Linked DNA regions of Homo sapiens: region 2 is linked to region 1. The links are chromatin loops, found by intact Hi-C in ENCODE. Cell type or tissue: endothelial cell of umbilical vein. All regions are shown on one strand. Each heading gives the region's core, and the rest is flanking DNA. Links, peaks and the distances in the headings are about the cores only.

The links. A loop is a pair of places that touch in the nucleus more often than their neighbours do. Peaks named below come from ENCODE experiments on the same cell type or tissue, not always from the same donor. Only the 100,000 strongest peaks of a DNase experiment are listed, where the experiment ranks them.
Region 2: it touches region 1 in a loop (11-fold over the local background); 2 of 110 quality-filtered maps call a loop at or near these places.

Annotation. Positions count from the first base shown.
Region 1 is chr3:123,477,047-123,492,830 of GRCh38, forward strand. HACD2 (3-hydroxyacyl-CoA dehydratase 2) reads right to left here. Exons shown (of 7, transcript NM_198402.5): 7 at 14,508-15,784. Among named protein-coding and RNA genes, the nearest start is that of ADCY5, 36 kb to the left of the region's middle. RefSeq lists a silencer at 3,471-3,570. In endothelial cell of umbilical vein, for the core only: a CTCF peak has its summit at 12,549 (motif pointing left); a DNase peak (open chromatin) is centred at 12,545.
Region 2 is chr3:123,275,194-123,290,977 of GRCh38, forward strand. It overlaps ADCY5 (adenylate cyclase 5), which reads right to left. Exons shown (of 21, transcript NM_183357.3): 19 at 14,557-14,761; 20 at 11,492-11,616; 21 at 7,103-9,543. The coding sequence ends at 9,415. Among named protein-coding and RNA genes, the nearest start is that of SEC22A, 81 kb to the left of the region's middle. In endothelial cell of umbilical vein, for the core only: a CTCF peak has its summit at 11,263 (motif pointing right); a DNase peak (open chromatin) is centred at 11,278.

The DNA.
Region 1 (15,784 bases), core at 7,619-15,618:
CCACATCCCCCCACCGTGGGGGTGTCCTTTGGCTCCATTCAGCTGCCCCTTTGTGTCTGCTCTGACCTCAGGCTGCCTTCCTCCTCCAATGATCAAGCACTCTGTGTGCTCCTCCCCGATGTGCCAGGCTTTGCAGCAGGTGCTGGAGGGACAAAGGTGAAGGATACCAGTTAGATTATCAGGAGAAAACTGTGAAACATTTGGGTGTATGATGATGAAATATTCTTGCTCTGTGATGTCTCTATACACGTACATATTATTGCTCGTGACCAAGATATTTTTGTAGGACTCAAAAAGGGTTATTTTAAAAGAGAGAGAGAGAGAGAGAGATGAATAAGATCCAGTTCTTGATCGAAAGGAGCCAATAGGCTGGGAGAGGAAACAGCCTCTATACAGCTCATCCCGACGCCCATGCTAGAGGGGCGTCTACAAAGGCCGCGGAAGCAGATGTGCAGGCAGCGCTTTCACTTGGGTGAGAAGAAAGGGGTTGGGAGACAGCTCAGAGCAAGTTTCATTGAGTTGCATCTTGAAGGGTGAGGAGGAGTTTGGCAGGTGGCAGAGGAATTGTAATAATAGCTCACATTTATTGAGCACTTATGAGGCACCAGGTGCTGTTCTAAGAACCGTATGTGTGCTGACCTATGTAACCTTTGAAATCACGCGGTAAGGCAGATGTTATTGTCTTCATTTTTAGAGGAGGAAACAGGGTGTAGTGAGTTGAGTTTTGTTCCCACCAAAAAGATGTGTCTAGGTCCTGACCCCTGGTCCCTGTGACTGTGACTTTATTTGGAAATAAGGCCTGCAAATATAATTAAGGATGGAGATCTCATTTTCAGATATTAAGATCTTATCATGAGATTACATACTCATTTCTTGATGAGATAATTTTGATTTAGGGTAGGCCCTAAATGCAATGACTGGCGTTCCCATGAGAGAGAAGAAAGGAGAGGGGGGATTTAAGGCACAGAGACACAGGGGTGAATGCCATGTGAAGGGAGGGGCAGACACTGGAGTGAAGCTGCTGGAAGCAAAGGAAACCTGGAGTCTCCAGAGGCTGGAAGTGGCAAGCAAGGGTTCCCCCTAAAGCCTTCAGGGGTAGCATGGCCCTGCCTGTAGCTTAGTTTCAGAAGCCGTAGAACAAGCTCTCCTCTGGAGAATCATTGTCTTGAATCACTGTGAATGATCACCATCTCTTTTTCTCCCTCCCCACAACAGAGGTCTTTCAGTTCCATATCAACGAAGGGTAAGGCTACCCCCTTTCCCCAGGGTAAAAATCAATGACCCAGTGAACCAGGTCCCAGACTTGCTTTAATGCACTACAAACAAGAACCCTATGAGCTGATGATCCTTTCCCTGAACAGCAGGCTGTTCCCACTAGTGTGTGCCTGGGCCACCAGCAACAGTTTGACTTCAAGAGTCACTCAGTAGGGGCAGTCCTAGGGCTAAGGGAGCCCCCTAAGTGGAGAGACAGGAAAAGGCTGGGCTCCTGCTTTGGGGAGGAGTCTCAGGGCTTTAGGCCAGCAGCAAGCTTGGCTGCCTGTCCTGTCGGGAAGAATAGAGACTCCCTTGCAGGCTGGTCCACACCTCCAGTGCCACTGGACTATTCAGATGGACGGTGCTGGAGCAGGCAGAGCTTTCAGGTGGACAGTGCTGGGGCAGGCAGGGCTTTCAGGTGGACAGTGCTGGGGCAGGCAGGGCTTTCAGGTGGACAGTGCTGGGGCAGGCAGGGCTTTCAGGTGGACAGTGCTGGGGCAGGCAGGGCTTTCAGGTGGACAGTGCTGGGGCAGGCAGGGCTTTCAGGTGGACAGTGCTGGGGCAGGCAGGGCTTTCAGGTGGACAGTGCTGGGGCAGGCAGGGCTTTCAGGTGGACAGTGCTGGGGCAGGCAGGGCTTTCAGGTGGACAGTGCTGGGGCAGGCAGGGCTTTCAGGTGGACAGTGCTGGGGCAGGCAGGGCTTTCAGGTGGACAGTGCTGGGGCAGGCAGGGCTTTCAGGTGGACAGTGCTGGGGCAGGCAGGGCTTTCAGGTGGACAGTGCTGGGGCAGGCAGGGCTTTCAGGTGGACAGTGCTGGGGCAGGCCAGGGGGCGGGACTTGGGCAAAGGGCACGTTTCTGCGTCTCCACCATGTTTTTGTGTTTTCGCTTCTTTGTCCTGATTCTCAAGAGACGGCTGGGGACTGGCTGTTTTTTTCTAGGGAGGTCAAGTCTTGCGGTAGCAGGAAGGAGACTTGGTGCTCTCATGGGAGGTGAGAGCAGCAGCCAGGACCTGGAGAACCTGAGGATGAGGGCGGGCAAGGTTTGGAAGCCTGTGGAAAAGAATCATATCATGTTTCCTGGGCCCCTGAGCGCCTGGGCTTGGGAACTAATGGACCACAGGGACACGCAGGTGCAGGTCTAGAAGCCCGTGAGTGTGCTGAGCAGCTCCACCAACCTCTCAGTGGGAATTACCCCCACGGAGGGCCAGCTGCCCAGCTCAGGGCCTTTGTAGGGCTGAGGAGGACTGGACTCCTGTCAGGGCAGAATGCAAGCGGATTTCCTCCCTTCTTTGCTTAGATTCTCCATCTACTGGTCCCTGCCTGGCATGCCTTCCCCTCCCAGGGTAGCTATTACATTTCTGCCAGGGTCTAAGCAAGAAAACAACACGGCTCCATTGTGTCAGGTTCTGAGAATTCTTTTTGTGAGCGTCAGGTTGGTGTCAGTGTCCCTAGGAGGGGCTGAAGGAGCCCGCCAGTCCCAAGGGAAAGGGACCCAGCCTGCAGGTGCAGAAGGAGCTGTATCAGGCCCTCAAGGCTAGCACTGAGCAAGACGGCAAAAATGAGGAATAGAGATGCGGGGATTTTATCATTTTGTGGGCACTTGAATGGGTTGCTTTATGTTTGTGACAACAAAGGGAAGAGGATTTCATTGTTGAGCACTTACTTTCTCTGTGTGATCAAAAGATTGACTTCAAAACGAGAGTTCTATCTCCAGGTATTTGCCTATTGCGGGTGTTGTTTGGGCTCTGCCATGACGCGGTGCTCATGGGTAACCAGCTTGGGGGCCAGGCTGGGCTGCGGCAGCTGAAGTGATTCAAGATGGCGAGAGAGGGGCTGAATGCTCAGCACGGGGCACCGTGGTCTGGGAGCTACAGTAAAAGCGGTATAATTAGCACAGTCATGAAAGGTGTAAGTTCTGGAACTCCACAGCCTCCCTTTATAGCCAGGCTCTACCACTCACCTGCTGGGTGATTTTGCGCCAGTTATTTAACCTTTCCTCAACGATTCCTGTTTCTTCCTCTGTAAAATGGGAGTCTAACAGTGTTGAAATTGTAGAATTATTGGGATAATTTCAGGAGTTAACGCATATGAAAAATATAAACAGTGCTTGGCACAGTACATGCTGAGCAGTATCAGCAGTATTCCCTGTGGTCCTGGGCAGGGGCAGACACCTGGCTTTGGGGATTTTGGGGAAGGAGGGGGAAGCATGTCCTGAGATCCTGGGTGACTCCTGGGTGGAGCCCAGCCTGGGCCTGACTAGTGTCTAGCAGCCCGATGAGGCTTGTCACTTAGGGGAGTTCCTGTCCTCAAGTGTCAGAGGCATTGGCACCTCTGGGCCCCACTGGGGGTAGCCTGTGCACACGTGCTATGTCCTGGGACCACAGAATGGGGAAGTGGCTGAGGTTTCTGCAGGGCCAGGAGAGGAGGCCACAGTCTCTGCTCTCCACTGAAACAAACTCAGCTGTCTTTGACCACTTCATGAGCTAGGGAACGGGGCAACCTTGCAAACGAGGTATCATTTTCTCTCTATTTTTTACGTGAAAGAGGCTCAGGAAAGTGGTGAAGACAAAAAGTGGAGCAGGAATCGAACTCACGCCCAACTCCAAAGCATCACAAGGCTCTGTCTCCAAGGAACCAGGCAAGGAAGGGCTGGGAGATTGGTATTGGGCAAAAATAGAACCACATAAGTCAATGATACAGGGTACTCAAGAGGGGTGCGAGAAGAAGGGAGATAACTCAGAAGACTGAAGAGTGAAGAGTGAGAAACCGAGGGAGGAAAAGGAGAAATGAGGCCCTATGGTACTAGGGGTGTCTCTGCTCTATCTCTGCTGGAATGGAAGGTCCCAGGTATGTGGAGTTCTAAATCCAGAAATCTCCAAGGCCCAGGCAGGGAACTCAAATGAATGCACAGGCCTGGTGAGGTGACCTGGAGAACCCACTTGTAGAAAGGGGACAGCCTCCACTCAGTCCCCGCGGGTGTGCCGAGGCGTGCAGGAACCAGGCCCAGGCTTGCCGGAGTGCCACATCTTCTTTCAAGAGAAGCAGGAAATTCATTTTTTAAAATGTGAACTCTCATAATTTTAAAACGCTGGTAACCAAAACAATTTAAAATATCATTTTAAGAAAAACAAAAACAAAAACGAAAAGCCTACTGGCTGCCAGGATACAACCTCTGCTTTATGCCACTTGTTTACATGAGGGGCTCATGGTCAGATTGCAAGTCAATCCAGGGCTTCTCAAGACCCCAGGAGGAGCAGAGTGTGTGTGTGTCAGGGCGGTGAGAATTGAGGACTCTGAGGAAGAAAGCATCCAGATTTCCAGAGAGAAGGAAACAGAGTAAGACCAATGCATTGCTACCAGAAAATGCAAAAGGGACATTTGCCTTTGACCACTGAGGTGCCTTCCACCAGCCCTTCCCTGTCACAGTGGGGCAGGGCCTTCAGCTCCACTGGAGGATATGAGGATACCCGTGCAGAGAGGGCTGAGGGAGGCAGGGAGGAGGGATGCTTGGGGGCGGTGGAAGCCGCTCAGCTGGGCTGCTGAGAAGTGAATCACATTTCCATGTGATAGGTGCAGTTCACACTTTGTAAGGGAGCAGGGAGCCTGACTTTTCTAAATATACCAGGCAAGCCAAACAGCCACCTGGCTTGGGATTGACATTCCTGACAGGAGGCTGGGCAAGCCCTTGGACTCCGTATCTGTAGGCTGCGCCTCAGGATGCTGCTCTGACTAGGGGAGAGTGGCTGAGGCAGGAACTGGGCCTTCTGGAAGGTGCCCACAGATATCAGTTCTTGGGTAAATACATGTAGGAAACTTGGGAAAACCCTCACAGACCCAGATTAAGCTGTGCAACCACAAGCTTCCAGAGGGGTTACTGGAAACTCCTGGTGGACCTCCCTCTTTCTGTTGCCCTCGGTCCTCCCCGGGCTGCCTGAAACAGCGGCCCCCTGGTTGTGTCCTCCAAGCTTATTCGCGGCAGTATTCACGACATCCTTCTCAGGGCCTGGGAGGGTCCCCCCTAAATCCACAATCTCCCGGAAAATCCCCACCTGAGATCACAATGTGGGCAGCCCTGACTCTGCCTGCCTTGGCAGCAAGCTCAGGTCCCTGGAGGAGTAGGAAGTTACCTACTTGGCTTACCCTGAAATGCCCTGCACACCATCCTGCAGGCTGTAGGGTGGGGTGGGGGGATGAGGAGCGGCTCCTATCCCTCTGTTGCCCAGGCTGGAGTACAGTGGCGCAATCTCAGCTCACTGCAAGCTCTGCCTCCCGGGTTCAAGCCATTCTTCTGCCTCAGCCTCCCAAGTAGCTGGGACTACATGCATCTGCCACCATGCCCGGCTAATTTTTGTATTTTTAGTAGAGATGGGGTTTCACCATGTTAGCCAGGATGGTCTTGATCTCCTAACCTTGTGATCCACCCACCTCGACCTCCCAAAGTGCTGGGATTACAGGCGTGAGCCACCGTGCCCAGCCAAGTGGCCCCTATCCCTCTTGGCATCAGTTTCCAACTCTGTACAAGTGGAGACTGGAGGTGACAACGCCATTCTGAGGCCCCTTCCACGCCTGAGATGGCATAGTTCCCTCAGGTACGATGTGCGCTGGGGGCTTGTGGTGCTGTAGCGGGTAGGGGCAGTCTTCCGTGGAGCGGGTGGGGCTGCTCCTCGGCTTACTTTGGGCATGAGGTAAAGCAGCCCCAGCTGTGGGCAGGCAATGTCAGTGTGTGCTGCCGGGCCCAGGAGGGCTTTCAGGGAAAGCTGGGGCTTGATGAGCTGCCCTAATGCTGGGAAGAAGAGGCAGCAATGACCCAAAGAAACATAGGCAATGTAGGCTTTAGGCTGTGGGCAGAGGTGCCCCTGGCATGGCCCACCCAGCCCAGCCCTGGGGAGGGGGCTTGGTCCCAGGATGCTGCAGATAAGGACCTGGAGGCCTGTGAGAATCTTGTGAGCAGACTCCGAGCTGCCAGCAGCTCTGCTAATGACCGGGACCCGAGGGTGATGCTGGGTCCCAGGAAAGTCAGGAAAGTTTGGAGCTCAGATGCCCAGTGCTCTGACTACAGCAGCCATGGAATGGTGCTGCAGCCTGGGCTCCAGGAGGTGGGGTCCTCCCAGCACCTCGACGTCTTATCACATTCACCGTGCTTGTCAGGAGCCCCAAGGGCTCAGAGAGGCCTCCAGTCTCTAAGGAGCTTCTGCAACCTTTGAGAGGCTGCCTTGGTGGGCAACTCACATGATATTCTGCCACAAATGAGGCTTGACCCTGGTGGAGGGAAACAGTTGTGGGCTTTGGGGTCAGTGAGATCTGGTTCAAATCCTGAATCACTCCTCAGAGAGACTTCATCTGACCACACTTTCTAACACATTGCCTTTCTAGGTTTCTTCACAGTCCGTTAAACTACCTGATTTAATCATCTGTTTATGAGCTTCCTGACATCTCCCAAACCCCAGTGAAAGGCTGGGCCCTGAGAATACAGTGGGAAGCAAGCCTGATGAAGTTCTTACCCTTGGGGAGCTTTCCGTCCTTGGTGGGCAAACAGGTAAGAGGCGGCAACGAGGACTGTGATGGGGAAGCATGCTCATTGTCACAGAGCAACGAGGACTGTGATGGGGAAACATGCTCATTGTCACAGAGCAAGTTAGCAAATTATTTAAAGTGTTTTTTTTTTTTTTTTTTGAGACGGAGTCTTGCTCTGTCGCCCAGGCTGGAGTGCAGTGGCGTGATCTCAGCTCACTGCAAGCTCCGCCTCCCAGGTTCCAGGTTCACGCCATTCTCCTGCCTCAGCCTCCCGAGTAGCTGGGACTACAGGCACCCGTCACCACACCCAGCTAATTTTTTGTATTTTTTTAGTAGAGATGGGGTTTCGCCATGTTAGCCAGGATGGTCTCGATCTCCTGACCTTGTGATCCGCCCACCTTGGCCTCCCAAAGTGCTGGGATTACAGGCGTGAGCCACCGAGCCTGGCCTAAAGTGTTTTTAAGAAAATTATTATGTTTTCGTAGAGTCATGGTCTCACTATGTTGCCCAGGCTGGTCTTGAACTCCTGAGCTTAAGTGATCCTCCTACCTCAGCCTCCCAAAGTGCTGGGATTACAGGTGTGAGTCACTGCACCTGGCAAATTATTAAACATGTTGCTGGACACACACTTATGCTGAAAAATTCTTCATTGTTGTCTGAAATTCAAATTTAGCTGGGCTTATTTGTTTTGACAACCCTGGCACTGTGGGAGCATCTAGGAGGAGCACCATAGCCAGTTCTGGGACCTGGGGCAGGTATTTCCTGGAGAAGGGGGCCCCAGTCACACCTGAAGGATGGAAATGAATTAGCAAGGTGGAGGGGGAATGAGTCTTCCAAGTGGAGGGAATGTGGTGTACAAAAGCCAGGATGTGACAGCCAAGCGCCCTGAGAGCCTGATAGGCTTTCTCAGGATGGGGAGTGGAGGGGCTAGGGACACAGGCAGGCAGGCACAGGTCGATGAAGGTCTTAGCTCATGTTTGGGAGTCTGGACTTTACCCCAAGAACAACACACTTACTGAAGGCTTTTAAGTGGAGAAAACATGATCTCACATTTCGTTTTGTTCATTTGGGTTTTTTTAAATTTTGAGATGGAGTCTCGCTGTGACGCCCAGACTGGAGTGCGATGGCGCAATCTCTGCTCACTGCAACCTCTGCTTCCCGGGTTCAAGCAATTCTCCTGCCTCAGCCTCCTGAGTAGCTGGGACTATGGGCATGTGCCACCATGTCTGGCTAATTTTTGTATTTTTAGTAGAAATGGGGTTTTACCACATTGGCCAGGCTGGTCTCAAACTCCTGACCTCAAGTGATGCGCTCGCGTTGGCCTCCCAAAGTGCTGGGATTACAGGCGTGAGCCATCACGCTTGGCTACATCTTGCATTTTTAAAAGTTGATTCTGGCTGCTGTATGGAGAATGAATTCGGGAGACCAGAAGTGGAAGGTGAGAGGCTGGTTAGGAGGCTTCAGCTGCCATCCAGCTGAGAGATGATGGTGGCGTGGACAAGAAAGGAGGCAGTGGAAGAGGGAAGTTGATAGATTGGATAGATTCAGTCCATCCTCAGCAGACAGAATCAACAGGATTTAGCTACTGATTCAAAATGAAGGGGGCTCGGGGCCAATCAGGGAGCAGAAGAGGAAAAGTGACTCCCAAGTTCTTGACTTGAGCAACTGGACGATGGGATGCCATTCAGCGAGGTGGGGGAGACAGGAGGAGGGCAGGAGGAGGAAGAGGAAGAAAAGATTGGTGGCAGAGGAAGAGGAGGGTGCTTCATTTTGGATAGGTTGAGCCTTTGGTGCTCATGGCATACCTCAGTGGCGATGGCCAGGAGAAGTCTGAAATGATGCAGGCTTAGACAGAGGCCTGAGCCACCAGCATGGAGATGCAGCTGGAAGCCACGGGAGCCTTGCTGCTCCTCTCCAGCGCCTGCTTCAGAAACCTGCAAGGCTGGCTGGGCAGGGACAGGGCTGAACCAGAGTCTCTGGACAGGAAGCACTGGGGCCTAAGCTGAACCCTTTCCCTAGTGCTCCATCCAGTGGGGCAGCTCCCCCTGGTCCTTGCGGATGCCTGACAGGTAGGAGTGTGGACTCCTGCAGCCTCACCTTCTGATTTTTCTTAGATGGTTACATGATGTCTCTCAGTTTTAAAGTGTTTATAACTGGTTCCACTTTAATACAATGTGGGCAGAACAGAATACATCTGTGGGCCAGATATGCTCTGGGGACCACTGGTCAGGGGTCTGGGGTTCGAAGTGAGAGGAGATGCTGAACAAAACCCTCAGGATCAGGCACCTTTAAGGCAATGTTCCCCCAAATTAACCCAGAAGCCCCTGCATCAGAATCACCCATGGAGTGTGCCTAAAAATGGAACCCCAAGCTCTGTCTCCAGCGATTCAGATTCAGAAGGCCTGGGGAAGGTCCAGGAATCTGATTTTAACCAGCGCCATAGGTGCACACTCAAGTCTGAGAACCTCTGAGTTGGGGGGTTGGCAGGGGAGACAGAGAAAGGTTGGTTTAGGCAGGAGAGAACCAAAAGAACAGGATCTCAAAAGAAAAGGTCATTTCAGGAAAGATGGCTGGCTGATGGGAAGGAAAGATGTTGGCTTCCTGGGAAGGATTCCAAAGTCCATCTTCATCCTTCTCCAACACATCTTCGTTCCTCCCTAAGGAAGAGGAATGTTGATCTTAATGTTCAGTTCTGAGATTGTGATGGAGCTGCATTTGCTAGTGGGAGTGATGGAGCCAATGGGCATTAAGAGGTCTGTGCACAGGGGTGTGGTTCCCTCTTCTGTCTCTCCAGTCCTAAGTGGTAAGTGGAGCGGGGTGGGCTCTCTTCTTGGATGCTTTCCTGTCCTTCCTGGCCCTGGCCCCCACCAGCCGAGCATGGCGGCACATGCACTCAATCTTTATGAATTTCTGTCCCGGAGCTGGGGGTGTCGGAGCAGCCTTTCTCCCCATTTCAGTGGATAAGAGCTAAGTGCTAGGATGGAGAGTGGGATGGGGTCGGGTGAGAGGTGAATTGAGCAGGTCTCACAGTTTCCTGTGCTGAAGCCACTACCTCTCACTGGTTTAGGAAGCAGGAGTGTTCTGTGAGGTTCTGCCCAGACTACCATAATCCTACCCTAGGGCTCAAGCCAGTTAACTGCAACACGAGTTTGCTTGCTTTCCATTGATTCTTTTGTATACAACTCCACTGGGAATGCATCGAGGAGAAATGAGAGTTCTGGGCTGGGACTGGGCATTGTTGGGCCCCCCAGTCTACTCCAAAGCCGTATCATTATTTCTAACACCCAGCAGGACTGCACGCCAACTTCAACCACAAGACAGAGACAAAAAAGTGTGCACTGGCTTTCATAACAAGGTCATTAGTGACCTTGAACAGAGGGGGATGATAGGAAAAGCCAGGCTAGAGTGAGACAGGAAGAGTGCCAGATAAGAAAGAGAGAAGTGGGCTGGGCACGGTGGCTCATGCCTGTAATCCCAGCACTCTGGGAGGCTGCGGCGGGTGGATCCCTTGAGGTCAGGAGTTCGAGACCAGCCTGGCCAACATAGTGAAACCTCGTCTCTACTAAAAATACAAAAATTAGCTAGGCGTGGTGGTGCAGGCCTGTAATCCCAGTTACTAGGGAGGCTGAGGTAAGAGAATCACTTGAACCTGGGAGGCAGAAGTTGCAGTGAGCTGAGATCGTGCTGCTGCACTCCAGCCTGGGTGACAGAGTGAGACTCTGTCTCAAAAAAAGAAGTGCTTCATAGGTATCTCTTCCAGAGGACAGGAGAGAGGTGGAAGTAGTGGAGGATATGGGGTCAAGGCCAACATGGGAAGAGCTGGCAAAGAGGAAGTACAGAGAGAGAGAGGGAGAATTGACAGAGTGAGGTCTGTGAGGAAAGGGAAAGATAAAAACATCTGGAGCACAAGGTAGGGATTAGTTTTGGTGAAAGGTCACCCCATCCATTCTAACATCAGGAAAAGGAAAGGATGATCCCAGCATGGGCAAGTTTATAGATCTGGTGACAAAAAAAGTGGAAGGAATTACTATCTGATGGCTCTGTTTTCTCTGTGAAATTGGGGGTGATATCCTGGGCTGATAGTGAGTAAGAGATTGAAAGATGAAGTTTAAAAGAAATTACAGAGAGTGTCCCAGGCAGGCAGCCCCAGGGTGAGGCCCAGCAGATTGATCACAGCACCACAGGTGCTGCCAGTCCCAGCCCAGTCTGCTCAGACAAGTTCACATCAAGTGGAAGCCTCCAGCCAGTGCTGCCGACACCTGGGTTCTCAGCCTAATAATTCAATTACCTATTTGATGATGGTGATTTCTATATATTTTTAAAGCCCCAAGGGGCTGGGCATGGTGGCTTACGCCTATAATCCCATCACTTTGGGAGGCCAAGGCAGGAGGATGGCATGAGCCCAGGAGTTTGGGGCCAGCCTGAGCAACATACTGAGACCCCAGCTCTACCAAAAACCTCCAAAATTATTCAGGTGTGGTGGTGCATGCCTGTAGTCCCAGCTATGGGGGAGGCTGAGGTGGGAGGATTGCTTGAGCCCGGGAAGTTGAGGCTGCTGTGAGCCCTGATCATGCCGCTGCATTCCAGCCTAGGTTATAGAGCAAGACCCTGCCTCAAAAGAAGAAAAAAGATCCCTAGAAACAACAGAGCAGGAACAAGGAAAAATCTTCCTAGAGCCCAGGCTAAACCCCCATCTCTCATTTTTCCCCTTGGATAGGTCAATATTCCCTGATGGGGACAGCTGCCACCGATAGATTAGTATTTTTCAAAGTGTGTTCAAAGAACTTTAGCCCTGAAGACGTGTCAAAGATAAAGGTGAAAAACAGGTTTGGAAAATCCTGCATTAACACTCCTCTTGGAGGTTGCATTCATATACAGAAAGATCTGAAACATTTAGCAGGAGAGAAAACTTTAATTTTTGTTTCAGTGTTTTAAACCACAGACTCCTCTCCCTAACATGCCCATGTTCCCATGATCACTGAGAACTAATAGTCTGTGGATTTCACCTTAACATATATTCGTTAAGTCAGCAAATCACTTGAACATGACTATCAGCCCAGGCACAATCAACTAGTTGTGGTTAGTGAAGGACATTATCCATTTGGTATGTCCAAAGTGGTTGTCATTTAAACAACTATCTCTTGAGGAAGATTTTCAGCCTGTTGAAGAGTGAGAATAATCTGTGGCATGAACAGAAGCATTTTAAATCTGTGAGAAAACTCACAGTCCAAGAGTCAAGTTAACTGAAATCCACAGAATAGACTGAACATGCTGCAGACAAGCATTCTTGGTCCAGACACCGCCTTATAAGGTGGCCTGACATTTTCTCATGGCCCAGGCCACCCTCCAAAAATATCCAGAGACAGAATAAGAGTGGGAACTGGCCTCCCTGAACGTTTCAAATATGAACAAGCAGGCTCTCCATGAAACAGGAGGGCTGACACCTGCTTTGCAAGCCAGCTCCAAAAGCGCTCTGCTTTTCAAAACCAAGTAGTTGCAGGGTCTGCGATGGGGAGGAGGGCTCTGCAGCTGGGAGAAAATAGATTGAGCCTCGAAGCACGCACCCAAGCTGGTTTCTTTGCTCCAAAAAAAGTGTTATTTCCTGTACTCCTCCAGAATATGCTTTAAAATCTGTCTTTGCTTTATATGGACAATAAAAGATCCGTGACTGATTTTCATTAGAGTGCCTCTGCCCCTTTCCGTGTCCTTGGGATGAAGCTGTTTCCCAAACTCCTTTGGCTCTTAAGGCCCCAATCGCTTGTGAGGTGCTGCCCCCGAGTGGGGAAGCCTGGCTACGACAACACCGAGGGGGAAATACAGATCCCGGCTTTAACCAAGTGCAGCATCTGGAAACACATCTGGATTGCCTGCACCCAAAGCCAAAGATAGATGTGAAAGCACTACCATGGTAACAAGTCTATGCTCTGGAATTAGGGAGCAGAAAGCGTGACTTCCAAACATAAAAATATTTATGAAATGGGCACTCTAGGTGCTTATATACACAGCCTTTCACATTCTTATTTTTGCTCACCAAATGAGGTTTTAGGGTGAATTGCCTTTTGTGGGAAGGATTATTTTTGGTATTGAGACTTGCCCTCATAGCACTAATATATCTTTAAATTAAAAGAAGTATTGGTCAAATAACCACACTGCTCTCTCTTCTAACTCTGGTTCTGTTATAGGCAGAGAAATGTTAATAGGTATGGCTAATTTTGGTAATAGTTGCTTAGAACAGTTTCTTCACCATTAAACTGTATGACAATGAGCCAGGCTATTTGTGAGGCTGGGATTTTTTTCTTTTCAATAATAAAAGGAATTGAAAAGCTAGTCCTCATTCTTGTTAAAGGGAATAGAAAAACACAGCAGTATTTTTGGAATGCTGTGTAACAGTAGGTCTCTTAATTATACCAATGGTAATTCCTCCAGGCTAAGGCTTATATTAACATAGTACACATAATTGCCACAAAATATGACAATGACAAATTGGAAAGCCCTTGTCTCCATTACCATGCTAACATTGTAAAGGTTGTGTTTTCTGAGTAGCCTCTACTATTAACTTTACCATCTGTTCCGCAGTTTCAGCTGCAATACTTTTTTCATAAATGAAAAAGCCAACCTCTGAAGCTGAATAGGCTCTACATGAGGAGAGGTGGTCTAACCTCTGAGCTGGGAACATCTAGGCTGCGATCAGATGGCATTTAGAAGGGAAGTGTTCTCCTTTGGAACAAAGACCACACTCTTAGGCCGTGGTGATGATCTGAGAAAGAGCTGGCAGACTCAGGTGGGGAGCACATCACTGCTACAGGCACCATGATCAAGTCGTCACTGGGAAAAGTGACTAGAACATACCCAGCACCAGAGGCCTAGAGCTAGATCAGCTGTGACCCAGCGGAGGACACCCCAAGGCAGTGTCCTTCCCACCACTTCTTACTGCGAGCCTGAGTAAGGGGGGGCCACTCCTGGGATTCCTGTGTTTGGAGGCATTTTCAGAATGAGGTACTTGAACTTCACCACATCTTGCTTTAATGTAAGATGAACAGTGCTGGGCAACAGGATCTCCCGCTGAACTTCTGTTAGAAAAGTTACACTAACAGGCTGGGCGTGGTGGCTCACACCTGTAATCCCAGGCGTGGTGGGAGGCCAAGGCGGGTGGATCACCTGAGGTTAGGAGTTCGAGACCAGCCTGGCCAACATGGTGAAACCCCATCTCTACTAAAAATACAAAAAATTAGCCAGGTGTGGTGGCGGGTGCCTGTAATCCCAGCTACTTGGGAGGCTGAGGCAGAAACATCGCTTGAATCCGGGAGGTGAAGGTTGCAGTGAGCTGAGATCGTGCCATTGCACTCCAGCCTGGGCAACAACAGCGAAACTCTGTCTCAAAACAAAAAAAGAAAAGTTACACTAACAAAACCCCAGCTTGTTATAAGACAAGGTTCCTCAACCCCATGCTGATTAATATCTTAGATTCCCTGGTCACTTGCATGAGGAACCCCTTGTCCCTCTGCAGCCAGCTTGCAGACTGGCTTAGCCTGAAGACTGACTGGCAGGGAAGGACTTTTTGGAAACCTCTTAATATAATCTGTCTTTCCTGTAAGTGCAGAACCATTATGAATAGCAGAATTAGATTTTAAAATTGTCAAAGAGCTGGAGTCCATAATTGAACTGAAATTCTCCCATATTCCTGCAACACCACATTCAGGCCTACTGACTATGAAAAATCACTGCACTCACTGGTAGGTATTTCAAATCCAGGCAGAGCACACACCAGTTTATTTTGAAATGCAACACAGATCAGTATTTTATGAATACAACTTATTACTACATTATCAGGTAAAAACAGCTTTCAAATGCATGCATAGAAAGTTAAGCGTAGTCTCTGGACTCCTTATTTCTAAATATACAAAAAATACATTTAAATTATATAATTTTAGTGAATCAAAGACTTATAAAATTACAATTTTGGTTTTCACAACATAGAAAAAATACAAAAATGACTATATATACGGTTGTACAATTTTTTACCCAAATTTCAAAGGAGCAGTATGTATTGAATTTAATGTTTTATAATGTTTTATCTGAAACTCAGAACTGCAAGTAATTTGCAGGTTGTACCATATCAATGCCAACCTTTTATTATAAATGAATAACCAAAAAAATAAGTGAAAAATGAGGGCACGATCTCTTCTTACACCTCTTCAACTCTCCAGCATCTAAACCTTTCCTGTCAGAAGTCTGCTCTGGAGACTTTTTTCATCTGCAAGGACAGTGCTTTATTCCATGACTAACTCTCCATGGTGCCTCTGGATAATGGTTGGTATGTGTTAAATGAATAAGCCCAACCTCAGCAAACAGAACGCAGCAAGATGTAGATTAGCAGTCTGTGCTGACAAAAGCACTACTGCGGACCTCAAAGAATTCTCTGTCAGAAGAAGGCCCCCACGGAGGGATCTGAAATACATAATCAAGTGGGTAGTTGGGAGGATGATGCCTTTGACTATGCCCTGAAATGAAACCTCTAAGTCTGACAAAATACCCACAAAAACATGACCTTCCTTGTTCACACTTTATAAGAAGGTGTGACATTTGGTGGTGTGGTTGTTCTCAATTTATAAAATAATAAATGACTTCAAAGGAGAAATGAATTCATGTTAGGGATAAAGAAACCAGTTACTGAGAGAGGTTACTGAAGGACACAGTGACATGCCTTACTTATCTGCCATAAGTATTCTAAATGTTGATGTACAAAAATACACACTGGGGTTGAGACCCTTTTTGAAAAGGGAGCTGTGTGCTGTGTTCTCATTGCCAAAGTTCAATTCAATGCAACACCACTGTTTGCAACAGAATGTTTTTTATAAGTAGTGACAAATTATAATAAGGAGGCCCAAATAAAACCCCCAGTCCAGCAACCCTGGAAAAGCTGCATTTTTCATCCTGATTTCTAGAATTTTTCCAAAAACAACTGAAAAAATCTAACAGAACAAAGTAAATGACAAATATAACCCAAGTTGATTCTA
Region 2 (15,784 bases), core at 7,423-15,422, 200 kb before region 1:
TATTGTATGTAAAATTTGACTCTGGAACTTTCTGGAAATCAAGGCTAAGGGTAGGGAAAGAAGTTATGCACTGCCCTATCAGTAGGTGAAAAGCATACCAGTTCCTTAGGGGAGAGCCTTTCCTGATGCCTTCTAGTAAAGGTGTTCTCACTGGGGGTCCTGTGAAGTGCTAAAATGAACAGAATTCTCGATTTTCACACATTTACATGTTATGATTGTGCCTTGGATCCTTACCTTGTACCAGCTTTCAAAGGCTTCCATTTCAGGATTTGGGGGGATTTGTGTAGGTGTGGTTAATAAAGGATTTTGTTTTCATAGGTAAGAATCCTAAGCTGAAAACAAGTATTAAGCTTGAAAATCATTTGAGACAAATGCCTTAAGACATGGAGAACCTTTACCCAATTCTGTATTACAGAATTATAAGATTGAAAGTGAGTGTGCTATCCTTGGATTGGCACATTTATATTGCAGTAAATGTCTCCACAGTGGAATCTAGTGTGGAGAGATGGACAGCTCCATTTCTGTTAGGCCACGTGTGGAACCCCATTAGACTCCTACTTCATCAGGGCTCCACAGAGACCAGAAGTTTGTCATAAAGGACCTAACCTCCGTGGCTTCTGAGGTCAGCTGCTCCCCTAAAAGGCAATTGCTTGGCCTTCATTTCAAAAGGTTTACTAAGTGACCTAAGGTCATACTCTGAGCTGTTGGGTTTCCAAGGAACTCAACAAAGGTTGTGTGTGTGTGTACACCTTCCTTGTTACTATTTTAACAGACTTTTGGCTCACTGTAAGAGTTAGAACTTCTGTGGAGTGTGTGGTAAAAGAACACATACGTTCAAGAGCAGCCACCACTCAAAACCTCATTGAACACTTAGCCTTAACCACAAGTTATAGGTCACTCTTTAGGGCCACATTCTTTGTCTGTGTTCAATGCTTTATAGTATTTTTCTGCCTTATCTCTAAGGAACCAAAGTCTTTCTCCCTAAAAATGCTGTGGTAAAGTAAGGTCTGATTTTAGGGTTAAATTGGCTTTAGTAATAACCTCGCTAAAAGTTAACAAAAGAAACCCAGCTCCAAGGGTTGTGACTGAGTTTGTGTAAAAGGGCTGAGTGAGCCGAGAATGTCACTCTGAGCATTACCGGTAAGGTTGGAGGTGTGTGATCATTAATGTTCTGGGGCTGCTGTTGAATGCTGGCAGATTGCGGCCTCCTGTTTAAGCATCGAGTTTTTCAAAGAGAAAAACTGGCTGCCACTCTTGTCTCTTTCTTGAGTGGCTGAGTTTTCTAGGTTATTTAGTAGATGAAATCAAAAGAAACGTGGAAACACTGTGTGGTTGGAAGCCACGTGGCGCATATGCTCCTGCTTGTTAACAGTGAGTGGTGTTGATGCGTGGGCATTCAGGTTTCTTCTGCGTTGGCAATGCTGATGTGTAATCAGTCGTCTCAGCACAATTGGGGGTTTTAGGAAACTCAGAGATCAGCCTTAGTTCTCAGAGTTTTTGAAATCAATATCCTAGCCTTATGAATTGTTCCTTGTGTTTCCTTGGCAACAAACAGTATTTTCAGCCCAAACCCACCCACGGTTTACATTCACCCCTTTCTCCTGCATCTCACAGCACAGCCATACAAGCATCACCCAACAGAAAGCACATTCAGGCACCATCTGACAACGGGAAGCAGGACTCAGGCATTCCACTCCCCATTTGTTCCTGGTGTCCCCTCCCCAGCTCTGCCTTGCTTGCTTACCTTCTTTGTGCCAGCACTTTTCTTTGAGGTTGGGTTGCAAAGGACCTTGCCTAAAGATGAACAAAGTATTTCATTCTTGCACTTTGAATCTCTCCAGTGCCTAGGACTAATGAGGAGAATGCTTGTTAGCTCATTTTGTGGGCCAGTGCTGGGTTCTCCTTAGTTCATCCTTATGGCAGCATGAGGTGGAGCGGGCACGATCTCATTTGCATTTGAGGAAACCAAGACTCAGGCCAGGAACTTGTCTTCGTATGGTATGACACTTGGTGGTGGATGTGAAGTTCAAATTTGGAGTTGGGTTTAAGTCGCTTGAAAGTTGGTGCTCATTTTTCTGTGCCACAGTGCATCTCAGAAAGACACTTCTTAGGGAATGTGTGTGTGACTGACGACAGCTGGGTTCTTACTGTTTTAGCAGCAGTGTGAACAGATGAAGCAGACAGGAAGGGGGAAATGGCAATGTATACTGTGTGACAGGCACTATGCTAAGCATCTCATCTTTACCGAAAGCATTTATGAAGGTTTTCTCTTTTAAAAATGAGCCACCTGGGCCATGAAGAAGTTAAGTGACTTGACCACAGTCACAACCTAACCCATGTGGTAGCATCAGGATTTCAGTCCAGATCTGACTCAGAACTCATGCTCTTAACCACCATGTGATTTTAAGCTGGATAACATGGAAATACGTTTAAATATATAAGGAATATATGTAAAGGTAATATACATTACTTTTAAATAAGACATCAGGTCAGTGCTAACTCCTACAGTATAGATGTCCCAGGTTGAATAAAATAGTTTCCTAAAATCTCTACATTTATAACAATGACATAGGACAGACAGGTGGCTGCAAGATGTATGGTGAAGCTTATGTATACCTTAGCTATTAGGGCAAGAAGTATACATTTTAGTACTTGTACTAAAACTAACATATAAATTAATCTTGATGTGGAAAATAAAAGCATTATTGGTGATTTGGGTGTTACAAACATTTGCTTTTCCTAGCAAAATGCCAGAATAGGTTGATTCTTTGACTTGATGTCATTTAATGGGAATTCTGTTAGGTGATTAGGGAATTTGTGATCCCTCTGAAAACATTAACCAAAAAATAGAAGGGAACTTTTCACAGTGTAAAATAGTGTTTAAGAGTTTGGAGCCAGAATCATCCCTGGCTCTCTCTTCTACTAGCATGGTGACCTCAGCAAATTACTTAATCCTTCTGCCTCAGTTTCCTCAGATGTAAAGTGGGGATAATAATCGTACCTTTGGCAAAGCAGTGTTGTGACGATTGAGTGCGTAAATGTAAAGCACTTAGAGACTGGCACATCAAGTGCTAGGAGAGCGTTTGCCACCACGTTGTGGTCTTCCTTGTTGCAGTTAAAGGTGCTAAGAGTCTTTTAAATTGCAAATGCCCCTGAATGTCGTAAATCATTGCACAAAACTTTTCAGAAGCCACCACTTAAGTAAGAATCCCATTGAAATATCTAGCAGGCAGGCACTTGTGGGCAGACTTCTGGTCAGGGCACTGGAGGTGCATCCAAAGAGAGAAGAGGGGGTTGAAGGACTCACATTTGCCAAATGCCTGCTGTATGCCAGGTGCTTTGCCCACCTTAAAGTCCTCCTGAGGGAAGGAAGCAGGATGAAGCCCTGTGTCACACACCTGGGAGTGGTAGACTGTGCTCGCCAGTACCTGCAGAGTCTCCCAGGCACTGGGGTGCTGGTGAGTGAGGGAGGTGCCTCTAAGAACCTTGCCCTATCCAGCATGGAACCAGCATTTTGGTCCCAACACACCTGACTTGGAACATTCGAATCTGATCTACAATTTGCTCATGGATGGCAGCAGCCCTTGTGCCCACACTCTGAGGGCCCTCGTGAGTGTGCACACGCGTTGATGGGAAGATGAGGGGTGTGGGGAGGCAGCCACAGCCTTCAGCTGCAGTATCATGCAGATGCTGGGGACGTGAGAGCTGAAAGGCGCTCTTAAATTGCACAAATGCAACATGGCTTTTAAAAGAATCTGAGGCAAAAGGCACCCTCCAAAAAAACCCATGTGAGCCGGGAGGGGACTGCCACTATAGCTAACAAAGTGGGGAAGCAATTTTGCAAAGTAAGAAAACTAGTCTCAGGCTAACCAGAGATGCTGACAAACCTGAGATTCCAGGCAGATCTAAATTAGAAATCGGTCAAGGGAAAACCGTGATAGTCCCCCTTATGGATTCCAGTGAGAATTCTTTAAATTCATGGCCCTGATGGAGTAGCAGTAGGAGAGAGAGGCCCTGGGGATGCAAATGCCCTCAGTGGATCAGCTCTGCTCACTAGACACTTGGGCAGGTGAGGTTGGGCGCTGGGAATCCCGTGGGGACAGGATGCCTGCCTACTTGGCCCTCAACTCTAGGTGAATCCTATCCTTCTCTTCACCGTCTTCCTCCCCTTCCCTCTCTGGACCCTCTGCTTGCTCTGTGAACCTGGATTGATCTCCACTCACCCGTCACTCCTGAATGGGGCCCTCGAAGGGAGACACCCCTGACTGTGCTGATGTTGTGAACGCTGCTGGGCCAGACTGGTGTCTGCAGGAGGACAAAGCAAGGGCTGGTTCTGACTTTGGTTTGAAGGTGATTTTCCCACACATCCCCCTTGGCACGATACTTTTACCTCATTTGTCTCTGTGCCTTTGGCTCTAAATCTTAACGTCTTAATTAGATTGTGTTTATATTTGCACCATACATGTGGTCTGGCACTTGAAGATTGGATAGAGAGTGACACAAATATTTAGACTCAGGGAGTGCCAGTGGAGGGAGAGAGTCTGGAGACCAGCTACTCCAATGCCCTCATTTGCCTTTGCTCATGTCCGTCTCGTCAAGCAGGGACCCTGCAGGTGGGAAAGAAAGATGGCGAGAGGACAGCCAATATCACATTTTCCTTCCCAAGACAGGGATGAAAAGCCACCAAGACGGCTTTTGTGAAAATCTGGAAGGACAAGAAAAGCCCACTTAAGTCATCAGATCTCATTTCATCTATTGTTAACCTTGAGGAGTGGTGAGCCCGCTGTTCCTGCCAAGCTCTTCAATACCCAGCTAGATGGGCACCCTGAACAGAAGTGCTTCTGGACTAGTGCCACAGGGACTGCTCTGAGTACCAGGGTGGCCTTGGGCAAGGCTCTGGTCCTTTCTCGAATGGCTTCCCAGGCCTGAGGAGGCACAGGTGAGAAAATGTGTGTGGAAGCTCTCTACACACCGTGAAGTTCATCCAAATGGAGTGGGATGGTCTCTCTGGTCTGCTGTGCCCTCCCCCTCCCCACACCCATAAATAACAGCAGCCCTTCCAACTCTCCTCCTGATCCTGTGCTCAGTGATGGGGGCCTTGCAGTGGGCAGCCAGGGCCAGCATGGCCAGCATGGCCAAGCCCTGTCAGTCCCTTCCCTCTGAAGGTGAACTGGACAGCATTTGTTCTCTTTAGTGTGTGATTTGGATTTAGACAAATTCAAAAGCTGCCGTATTTCAGAGCGTGTTTGTCACTGCCATCATCGTTCTTTTGTTCAGGCAGCAGTGAGAATCTGCTAAGCACTTGTGAACACTATATGCTGAAATGCCTGAAAAGGCTTTCCTGCCCTGCAGGGACCCGGGCTCAGCACCTTTTTCAGACTCCAGGAAGCTCATATCCCGCTGATGAACAGCTCGTGGCCATTGCAGCACTATGGAAAACCCGCAGCTCCTGGCGTCATTTAACTACATGCCACTCAGGTAATTTTGCTTTTGGAAAAGTTCTGTGAATGTATTTCTAACTTTGAATGTCTTAAGAGTAAGGTGGCTAGCTGGTGAATATTTATTTTGAGCCTCTCCAATGCACCAGGATTCACTGTCTTCCCACTAATTAGCTGCTAACATCACACTACAGTCAAATCATCACCATGTTGGCTGAAGTCTGGTCTTGGTTTCAGTGATGTTTGCTGTCAGTGGGCGTTAAAGTGGTGTTCAAAACTCACCCCACCTATCAAAAGCATCTTTTCAAATCAACTTTTTGCTTATTGGTGTTCTAGATATGAATATGCTTTTGGAAAAAAGTAGACCCTCGTAAGGGAGAAACAAGTAGGTTCTCTGGGACTAGCTCAGTGGGGATGGGGTTGGAAAGGGCTTTTGATGGTTTTGAGTTGCATTTCCTTGGTATCTACACGCGTGGTTTCATGGAGCCTGCCTGAGGGCCTAGTCTCTACTGGCTACAGCAGGGTGGAAGTTCTTCAGGAGCTGAGGTTCCCACGTAGGCCAATTGGCCCCTTAAGTTTGAACGTTTTATCATTTGGTCTCCTTTTCTAATGAATGTACTCCAGCATGAAAATTTCTCAGACTTAAAGTCTTACCTCAGTAAAATGACATCTTTCTGCAGGCACATTGAAGTCCTTAATGATGTCTACCTTCTTTGGAGCAGGAGGCCACATGCCCAGGACTGACATCTATGTCCCCACGTGGCTATTGGTCAGTGAAGCTGTGAAATCTTTTTCACTGCTGCCTTTATTTATACCTGTGTTCAACTTAATGTGAGCAACCCCCTCTGAATTTCTTTCCTTAACCCAAATATAACCTGGCATTTGATGGCACAGCAGGCAGAAGTGCTGACAGGGGCCCCTGCCTCCCCTACCACCTCTCCCTTCCTCTCAGCGGGGAGAGGAGTCCTAGGTCCGCATGAGTTTCCTTGCATGGGGTTTGACGGCAGACAGGCCTGCTCTGAAACTCATCTCTGTTCATTACTAGCTGTGTGGCCTTAGGCAAATAACTCAACCTCTCTGTACCTCAGTTCCTTCATCAGTATGATTAAATGAGATAATGTTTGTATGGTGCATATCCCAGTGTGGCACACAGAGAATGCCATCATTATTAGCTATGCAGGTCAAATCAGTTCACTTCTGGCCTGCAGCTTGTCCCCACTCACCTGCCTGGGTCCTTTCCATTATCTGTGTTCCATGCCTGTGTTTTCACCTTTCTTTCCCGTGGCATATAAACATGTTTGGCTCATCCAACATATAAACATGTTAGAGCATCCTTCCCTGGACCTGGTCTTTTCTGGTCTGATCCTGGATTTTGTATCCCCTTCACTTCTGGTCCCTACTCAGCTCTTGTTCCTCAGCCTCCTGCTCTGGGTGCACCTGCTCCCCAGCCCCATGCACTGACTCTTGCTATGGTCACCAGTGTTCTCCCACAAGGACCGCAGTCTTCAGCCAACATTATCTCTATAGCAAGGTGCTGTCCCCCACTCAGGGGAGTTCTCTGCCCTCTGCGGCTCCCCTCCCCAGCACCCCCAAGGCTGGGTACACTGTTCTTCAACCCAGGGCCAGGCCCCCCTGGCTCAACCTGCAAATCAGACCAGGACACATTACCAGTGAAAGTGTTTAATAGTTAAATTATTTAAATAGACTTTTCAATTTCCATGGGAAATCATAATCGTATCTGTTTTTGCAAGAGTAGGAATAAAAAGAGTGCACACCCTTTAGAGGGAACGAAGAGCTAGCACTGCACCTGCACACTGTCACCAGTCACTGCTGGGATGGGAGAGGGGTCCCCATGGGGCCGGGAAGCCATGACCATGGGAGAACATGGGATGAACTCAGCACACACACTTTACTCAGGTTGGAAGCAGAACGAAAACCCAACACCACTGGCGGGCGATGTGGAGGGGCAGGGAACTTGAGAACAACAGCTGGAAGAAAGCAGGCCTCCTGTGGCCGACGTCAGGATGGCAATGCAGAACTCAAAGGATGGAGCAGCAGAAGCACGGGACAGACTCAGGCTTGGCAGTTTTGGGTCCACACACTTTGCTTCTCAGAGCTGTGTTCAGTTGGTGTGCGGGGAGGGGAGGGTGGTGCTAGAGCCCAGTGAGAGGTGGTACAGGTGGACATCAAAGTCACATTGTGGCAGCTGGCACAGAGCCACTGCCTCATCACCTCCAAGCTCATGTTGGAGGTGAAGATCATTCTAACCTGAGAAGCAATGGAAAGATTTGGGCATGGGCCCTAAGGATTCCACTGAATTCTGTGCTAGAGTATCATTTTCCAAATGTCTTCCTCATAGGTTATAAAAATAGTATTTTTTTCTTGGTATGTTTAACTGCCCCCTCCCACTAAAACAAAATTCCTGCTAGCTTTCCCTGTGGACTCTAAAGCTGGGCTCTACCCATTCCTCTGCCTGGTTTGCCGGTGGAGGTCAAGGCCACTCCCTTTCCGCAAACCTGAAGGCTGCACATTGCATCCCCCAGTCTGAGTGAACATCTCCAGGAAGAGCCACCTGCACCTTGGCCAACTGAGTAGGCCAGGGAGGCTTGGCTTCCTCGTCCCAGCCTGCAAAGCACCTGGCCTTCTGTAAGCACTCTGGAATCTGTGGGCGCTGCCTCTGTAAGCCGCAAACGTCTGAAATCTCAGGGTGTGGAGGGCACCACACTGCCTGTCGCAGGATGAGATTGCTTCCCTTGGTTCCAGCTCGGCCTGGGATGGGAAAGCAGCTTTTTGTTTTCTTATTCCATCTGCGTTTTGCTTAGGGGAAGGAGGGTGTGTGCATGTGTGTACATACGTGTGCGTGTGTCAGAAAAGATGGGGCAGTGTGTCCATGCATCCTCCTACTTAATCTGAGCATATGGTACCCCAAAAGCACACACCCACTGCTCTGGTGGTACCTTGGAAAACCCAAAACTGCCAAATCTGAAATGAGGGAAACACATCCTGTGTGAGACCAGTTCCACAGCATGAACACACACACATATACACCAGTACATACACCGACATACACACAGTACAAATGAGCACACCCGCCCTGCTGTGCACAGCTGTTTTCTAATATAGAGAATTTACAAAATATAGAATTTGGCATATCTATCTGTGAGATCTCCAAGGCTTTCAATAATACAAAATAAAAAATACAAAAAAGACAAGTGGGGATCCCCGCCCTCCCCCCGAGTGGCGTCCTCGTTTGCTTGTGTGTCTCTTACACGCATACAACTAGCATAGTCTAAAGAAGGGCACGGAGAACTTGTTTTGTTTTATTTAATAAATATTTTTCTCAGAATCACCACTCCTTGCTTGGCGTCCTCTTGCCTCCCCCTCGTAATTAGTTCTGTTTCCCTCCTAGGGCACTGTCTGTGTGCGTGGAGGTGTGGGCAGAGGACCACGATGAAGGCCACAGTCCCTCCAAAGCCAGCACTCCTGTGCCAAAGCCCCTGCAGGTGCAGGGTGGTGGCCTGTCTGAAGTTTAAAGGCTCACATAGAAAAGCAGACCCCTGGGGCCCCCTAGGCTCTCCCAGGCCACATTCGAGCCCGTCTACCCCCAGCTGAGTCGGAGGCCCCTCAGCCCTGCCCTTGTCTGGGCCGTGCCACACACACATTCCCACGGCTCCTTTCCACCTGTGCAGCAGCACCTGTTAGAAAACTCAAGCTTCAGACCCAGTCTAGCAGAGTCTTCTACAGAGGGAAACATCTTTGGTCAGCTGGGTGCTCGCAGGACGCTGGCACCCCGGGGCCTGGGACAGAGGCCGCTGCCCACCAGCAAAGGCAGAAGCTGCTCTGGAGTCCAAGTGGAAAATCTCAGCAGCGCAGCCCTGCGGGCTGGAGCATGGCTTCCCCGCCACCCCCGGCACACAGAGAAGCTGCTTCCATGCCTCTGGAGGCCAGGCTGCCTGGCACCATTGGCCAACAGCTGCTAACTGAGCGGGGGCCCTCCATTGAGGAAGTAGGTCATCATCTCGCCTTTGCCCTTGACCTTGACCACGCCCCGGCACTCCAGCTGGTACGTGTTGGCAGCCAGCACCTGGTACATGTCTGTGGTGACCTGTGGGGGAACAGGAGGAGAGAGGGCAAGCCACTGATGGCCTTGGCCATGAACTGCTGTGGGGTAGAGCCACCTCTGACTGCCCAGCCCTGTTGCCGCCCCTGACACAGAAGGAGAGGGGCAGCTGCCCCACTGAGGTGCTCTCAGGGACTGACAGACAGCAGCTCACCATGGAAGGGATCCTAAGAAAAGAGCAACGCCAGCTCTCACCCTCAGCACCTGCTCGTGCCAGGCACTGTGACGGGCAGCTTGCGTGTGCTGTTTCAGTGTGGCCTGTGGTCCATGGACTGACTGCCCTGAGTCCAGAATAAGTTCAGGAGTGGACAGTAAGTGCCGGGGAGCTTTCAAAGCCATCTGACCTGGCTGCAGCCCGTCTCCAAGTGTGTCCCCGGTGCATTGTACAAAAGCATCCCTCCGTGACAGATCAGAACGATTTTTAAAAGCTGCTTTTTTCACCACAGGTCGTTTGAGAGCCTTTGCTTATCTCACTGCATCTTCCTGTGAGGTGACTAATGTTATTACCCTCAGGCTCAGAGCATCTAAGTCACGAGCCTGAGGTTACACAGTGAATAAATGGCAGGGCCTGTGCTTAGGTCCAGGTCTTGTTGTCTGGCTCTGCTTTAGCTTTCGGAACAAAGAAGAGAGCTCACCGATGGCCTCACTAATTTCACTATCCCATTGCTGGGTGAAAGAGAAGAGTGGTGGGGACAGATGTGGGGAGGGGCAGCATAGCCAGTGGCTCCTGGGATGACCCAAGAGCTGTTTGTGAGCATCGTCAGAGCTCCCCACCCCAGCCACACTGCAAGCCCACCAGTGAGTGCAAGTGCCAGGCAGCAGGCGGTAGGAGTGCTGGGTGGGCTGCTGAGAGGGGACCCCACTGTGTTACTAGCTGCAGTTCCTGTGTGGTGCAGCCCCACACAAGGTGAGTTGCTGGGTCATTATGGTGGCTGCTCAGAGAGTCCCTTGCGCCTGTCCCTGAATGGGCTGGAAGCCTTGGAAACACACATGCCCCTTGCTCCTATCTCTAGGCCCATCCTGCTGTCCTTCTCTCCTTTGCACAGGGATGGAGGTGAGAAAAGGCCATTAAGGCCAGGCCCCTCGGCCAGCATCCACACCTCAGCCAGGTCAGGCTGAGTGGACCAGGACTGTGCTTGGGGTCAGGCCCTTTATTCAGAGGCCCTGTGGGGGAGAGAAGTCAGGACATTTAAGCAGTATCATCAGTGTTGGCAAAAGGCCTTAAAAGCAGCACAGTTAGCACCTGGAAAAACAGGCCAGGCAAGCTGACCTCCCACAGCCTCACAGAGAACTGGGGGTGAGGGCCGTGCAGGAGGACTACTGCCCAGGGCGGTGCCTCTGCCATCAGACTGCAGCAGAGAATCAAGGAAGGCTCAAAAAGCAGCAGCTGAAGAACAGCAGGCCGGGAAACCACAAGCCCAGCTCGCAAAGGAGGGAGCAAGGGGAAAAGGCCTCTGAGTCTGTGGCCAGGGCCCTTGGCTGCTGGGGCTGGGGGAGGTACCATCCCAGGGCCAGCAGCCCCCACTGGCTCTCCTGAGCCAGGCCAGGAGTGCTGCAGGCTCAATGGGTAAGACCTGCTCCCTGCAGACATCTTTGCATCCTCTCTGTGTGCCTGGGCTAGGAGGCACTGGGGCCTGCATGTGCACTCTCAGCTCGGCCTCTACAATCAGATCCACTCCCAGCAGCCCCCAGTCCCTTCCATGCCCAGTAGAGGGCTCTGCAGAAGCCTGAAGATCTGTCCAAGGTGCTGAGGGCCTGAAACACAATTGTGTTCTCCAAGCTTCCAAGACATCAGCGTCAACAGCCCCATCACCCTTGAATCTGGCTGCAGACATTCTGACTGGGAACTGTAGGTGGCCTGCCCTGAAGACCTCTCGGTGTCAGACACAGGACCTCCCATGGGGTGAGGGGTGGTGGATGCTCCTGCACTCACCTGGATGCGGTCGGGTACACCGGTGCTGTCCATGCGGCTGGCCACGTTCACGGTATTGCCCCAGATGTCGTACTGAGGCTTTCGTGCCCCTATCACCCCGGCCACCACGGGGCCGATGTTGAGCCCTGCAGGGGACAGGAATCAGCCACAGTCATCACATCTCTGGCTTGACCTTGCCACCATCTGTCTCCCCACATGCTGCAGGTCCTTCTGACTCCCAACCTGAGACACCCGTGGGCTTCCAGGCCCAAGGCTGTGCTAAACCCTGCAGCCTCCCGCTACCCTGCTCCTGTCAAATGCCTGTGAATGCAAGACACAAGGAGCCTGCACCTGTGTCCTCGACACCCCTCACCAGGAGTGCCCTCTTCAAGGTCTCTAGTGACCTCCTGTGCAATGCAGTTGCCTTTCCCTAATCCTCCTCCTCTTGGAGCCATTTAGGCGCAACCTATCAGACTGGCTGTGTCTCTCTTCCTCATTCTTCTGTTTCTTTCCTCGCCATTCTCACTCTTAGATCCTGCCCAACTCATCGCCCTGTGCCAGTCTCCTCTCTCCAAGTCCTCCTGCTCCCCCGCCTCTGAGCTGGGGCAGGCACACTGCAGCAACCAAGCTCTGGCCACCACTTCGGCTCTCCTCTGCCCACTTTCCCAATCTCACCCAAGGCAACGCTGAGCATCACTGCCTCTGAGCCTTCGCTGAGCTGCTTCTCCCTCCTGAAGCGTTCTCTCTCCTCCTCCCCAGGCTAAATCCTGCCCCCATGTATCTGGCTCAACTGATGTTCCCTAGACATTTCCTGTCCTGTCTCCAGGCACGGGGCATTCCCTCCTGTGTAACCTGCCGGTCTCGTACTGTCCTCATTAGGCCTCACTCTTGCCTGTTTCTTGTGTGTGAAGGGCAGGACTGAAAACACACAAGCTCCAAACTAGGCCCCTGGTGACCCTCACTTGGTCAGCAATGCCATCAGTCCTCAGAACTTCCTTCCACGACCCTCCTCATCAGTCCTTCCAAGCCGCAGGCAGCTTTATACCCCATGTGCCATCACCAGGCTGGACTGTCCACCTTGCTGACCAGACTGAGCCCTGATGGCTTCTATTTCCCAAAGCCATGCCACCCAGGGAAGACAAGCCTGAGTCTGTAGGAGGGGAGCTGCCACACAGGCTCCCAGCTGCCTGCCCGGCTCCTTATCTACCTCTTGGCAGATTCTACACTCAGTCCCCAGGCCTGATCCAATCAAGGAGTTGAGGCTTTTCAAAAACACACACTGGGAGAAAAATGCAAACCAAAGCAGGTGGACGAGATGGGGTGAAAGGAAAACAAGAATGGCAATGTTACACAAGACCAAGAGTGCGTGACGTTAATGCAGAAATGGAGGCTGCACATCACTTAAAGCAGACTCCCAGCTGGCTGTGCTCGGGGCCTCCAGCAGCCAGTGCAGGATGCAAACCTGGCCAAGCCCACAAAGCACTGTGCCTATGGGATAAAGCAAGCCAGCTGGCCCAGGGAAAGCCCGATTCCTGACACTCAGGCTGCAACAAAATGTCTCCCAAGGACAGGAATGATCACAATACTGGTTTTTAGTCATCCAATATTTCGGTATAATGTGTTAATTTTGAGAACTGAAATGCCGGTACTTTTGTGGATGATAATTGTAATTTTTAAAAATTTGAAATCTGAATCATTGATGGCTTGAAACATACCCAGGGAGTTGATAATGCATTAAATGGCTAATAGAACAAAGGCCTGCTCTTTCAGAAAGCATTCTTTACCTCCACAGACCTTGGGAGGAGCAACACTCCACCAAGTCAGCTTTCTATTGCAAAACTAACTTGTGCTCCATCAGACCGTACACCCTCGGTAAGACCTATTCTAAGGACAAACAAACTGCAGAAATACTTTGGGCTTTGTGGAACGAGTTCAGAGCTGGCATTCCACAGTTATTTTATGGACACAGTAGGGTGGAACACATGGGGAAGTGTGTACCTGGGTTTTCATTTTACCATTCATCTCTTCTGTAGAGTTGAAACTTGTCAAAATAAAAGGTTGGGGGTAATGAAACAAAACTGACTTTACAAAAAGAAAAATACATATGTTTTTGGTTCAAAGACTTTCTGAGCAAGAATATGGTCATGACTATTTTGAAACTGATCCAGGACCTCTGCCGGACACCACAGAGGTATCGGCACAGCCCCTCCAGAGCCATCCAACTAAGGCAAGGCATGTGACAAAGGAGTCCAGGGAAGATCCAGGGCTTTGACCTGTCACAACCTCCTCACCATTTCTTTCCCCAGTTTGGATGAGCAGCCACTGGAAGATTTTGCTCACCACCTCAACTCAACAATAACCCCACTGACCCATTTCATAACTTGTATAAAAAGAGTAAAAAGTAACTCTTTTTAAGAAGTCAGAATATAATCATTTCACGGTCACTATCACATGATTCTTTAAATGTTTAGTTTTTTAAACTATTTCACTTTGTTTTGCTAACGATTTTGCAGATTACATGTTTGATGTTGTTCTACATTTGCAAATTTAATGACTGGTAACATGTTTATACATTGTGTATTTAAAATGTATCAAGTATTTGATTTTACTGTTTTCCATTTTTACTGAATGAATGTGGAATACTTTTAAATAAAACAACGCGGTTAGGTCAGTATTACTCGAAACAAATGGGACTGCCATCTGCTGTGCTACAACCACCAGAAGGCCCCATGCCCTCGGCACAGAGCATCCCCCACAAAGCCCTTCGAGCAGGCACAGCCTGGGTCCCACCAGGCCGGCCCTGCATCTGAGTGAGGTGGGAACTCACCAAGGGGTGTCCTACCCATGTGGCCCTCATGTCAAAAGGCAGCAGAGGCATCGCCAGGCTCTGGGCGGATTCCGCTGTGAATGACCCATGCCTGCCCCCACCTACTAAGGGCAGGGAACACACCACATCAGCCTCTGCTGCCGCCTGGCCTTCTACCTTGGGACCACAATGGCGGATGCGGTATGGGGTATGGGGGAGCCCCTGCCAGCCCTCTGCCTGACTGCACCCTGGGCTCAGCACTCCCTGGGCCCCCACTCACCGATCTTCATCTGGAAGTTGTTGAAGGAGTGCTCATTGATGTACTTCATCTGGTCCATCAGCTTCATGGCAAAGTCGGCCAGTGCCTTGATGTGGGTCTTGCCCACCTTGTCGTAGGTAGAGTCGTTGAGGCCGGAGGCAGCCATGTAGGTGCTGCCGATGGTCTTGATCTTCTCCAGCTGCCGGAACCGATCCTCGCTGATGATCTGGATGAAGGAGGCCAAACCTGGGTCACCCCAAGCCTGGGACACCGAGGGCCACAGGGAGGGACAGAGGATGTCCAGGGAAGTGCAGCAGCATGGCCCTTCATGTGTCCGCTCTTCACACAGTGGGGCCTGTCTCCATCCTCATCAGTGTGATGCCCGCAACGCTCCTGACACAGCCAGGCCCCTCCACACTCACTCACCCACTGGACAGTGCCTGTGGGCTACCTGCCCACCCTCACGCCAGGAGCCCTGAAGACAAGGTCACTAGTCACCTCTGGGTCTCTTGTCTCCCCTTCAACAAGCTCACACCTCCATCCCACCCAGGGAAACCTCCATTTGTCCAGCAGGCAAATTCTTTCCCTACCCCCTGGCCCCGGCCCTCCTGGAAGCCTTCCCACACTCAACTCAGCCAACTCCCATCACTCCACTGCCCCGGGAGTCTTGCAGGCCGTTCCTGACACTGCCTGGCCAAGCTCCATCATCCTGCTTCTCCCTGTGCCCCATGCCCAGGCCCGGCGTGCCCGCTGGGGTGGCCCCTCTCACGCCCATGACTCAGGAGCTCCCAGGGTCAAGACTGCCCTACCGGGCTCTGCATCCCCAGTGCCTCCACACGCCAGGTGCTCAACCAGAGTATGAGAAGGAAATGAAGGAATGCTTCAATTTGGCCTCTGCTACTCAGGGCCTCACATCTTTCTCCTGCCTCCTCCCTTAGCCTGAGGACTCCTCCTTCCTTTGGTTCTCTCAAAGCCCTGGGCACAGACACTGGGTTGTCCCAGGCCCTGGGACCCCATGCACCCTAGATGGCACAAGAGGAATGGTGGTCAGCGAGCCAGTCAGAGAGCTGCCAAAGGCTAAGTTCAAACAGTGTGGGCTGAAACCCCAGCTCTGCCACTTATTGGCAGTGACCTCAGGCCAGACACTTGAGTTCTGTGGGCCTCAGTTTCCTCATCTGTCACATGATGATGAGAGAGGCCATGTGTGCAAGGTGCCCATTGCAGCACCTGGGGACACGGTCAGGTTCCC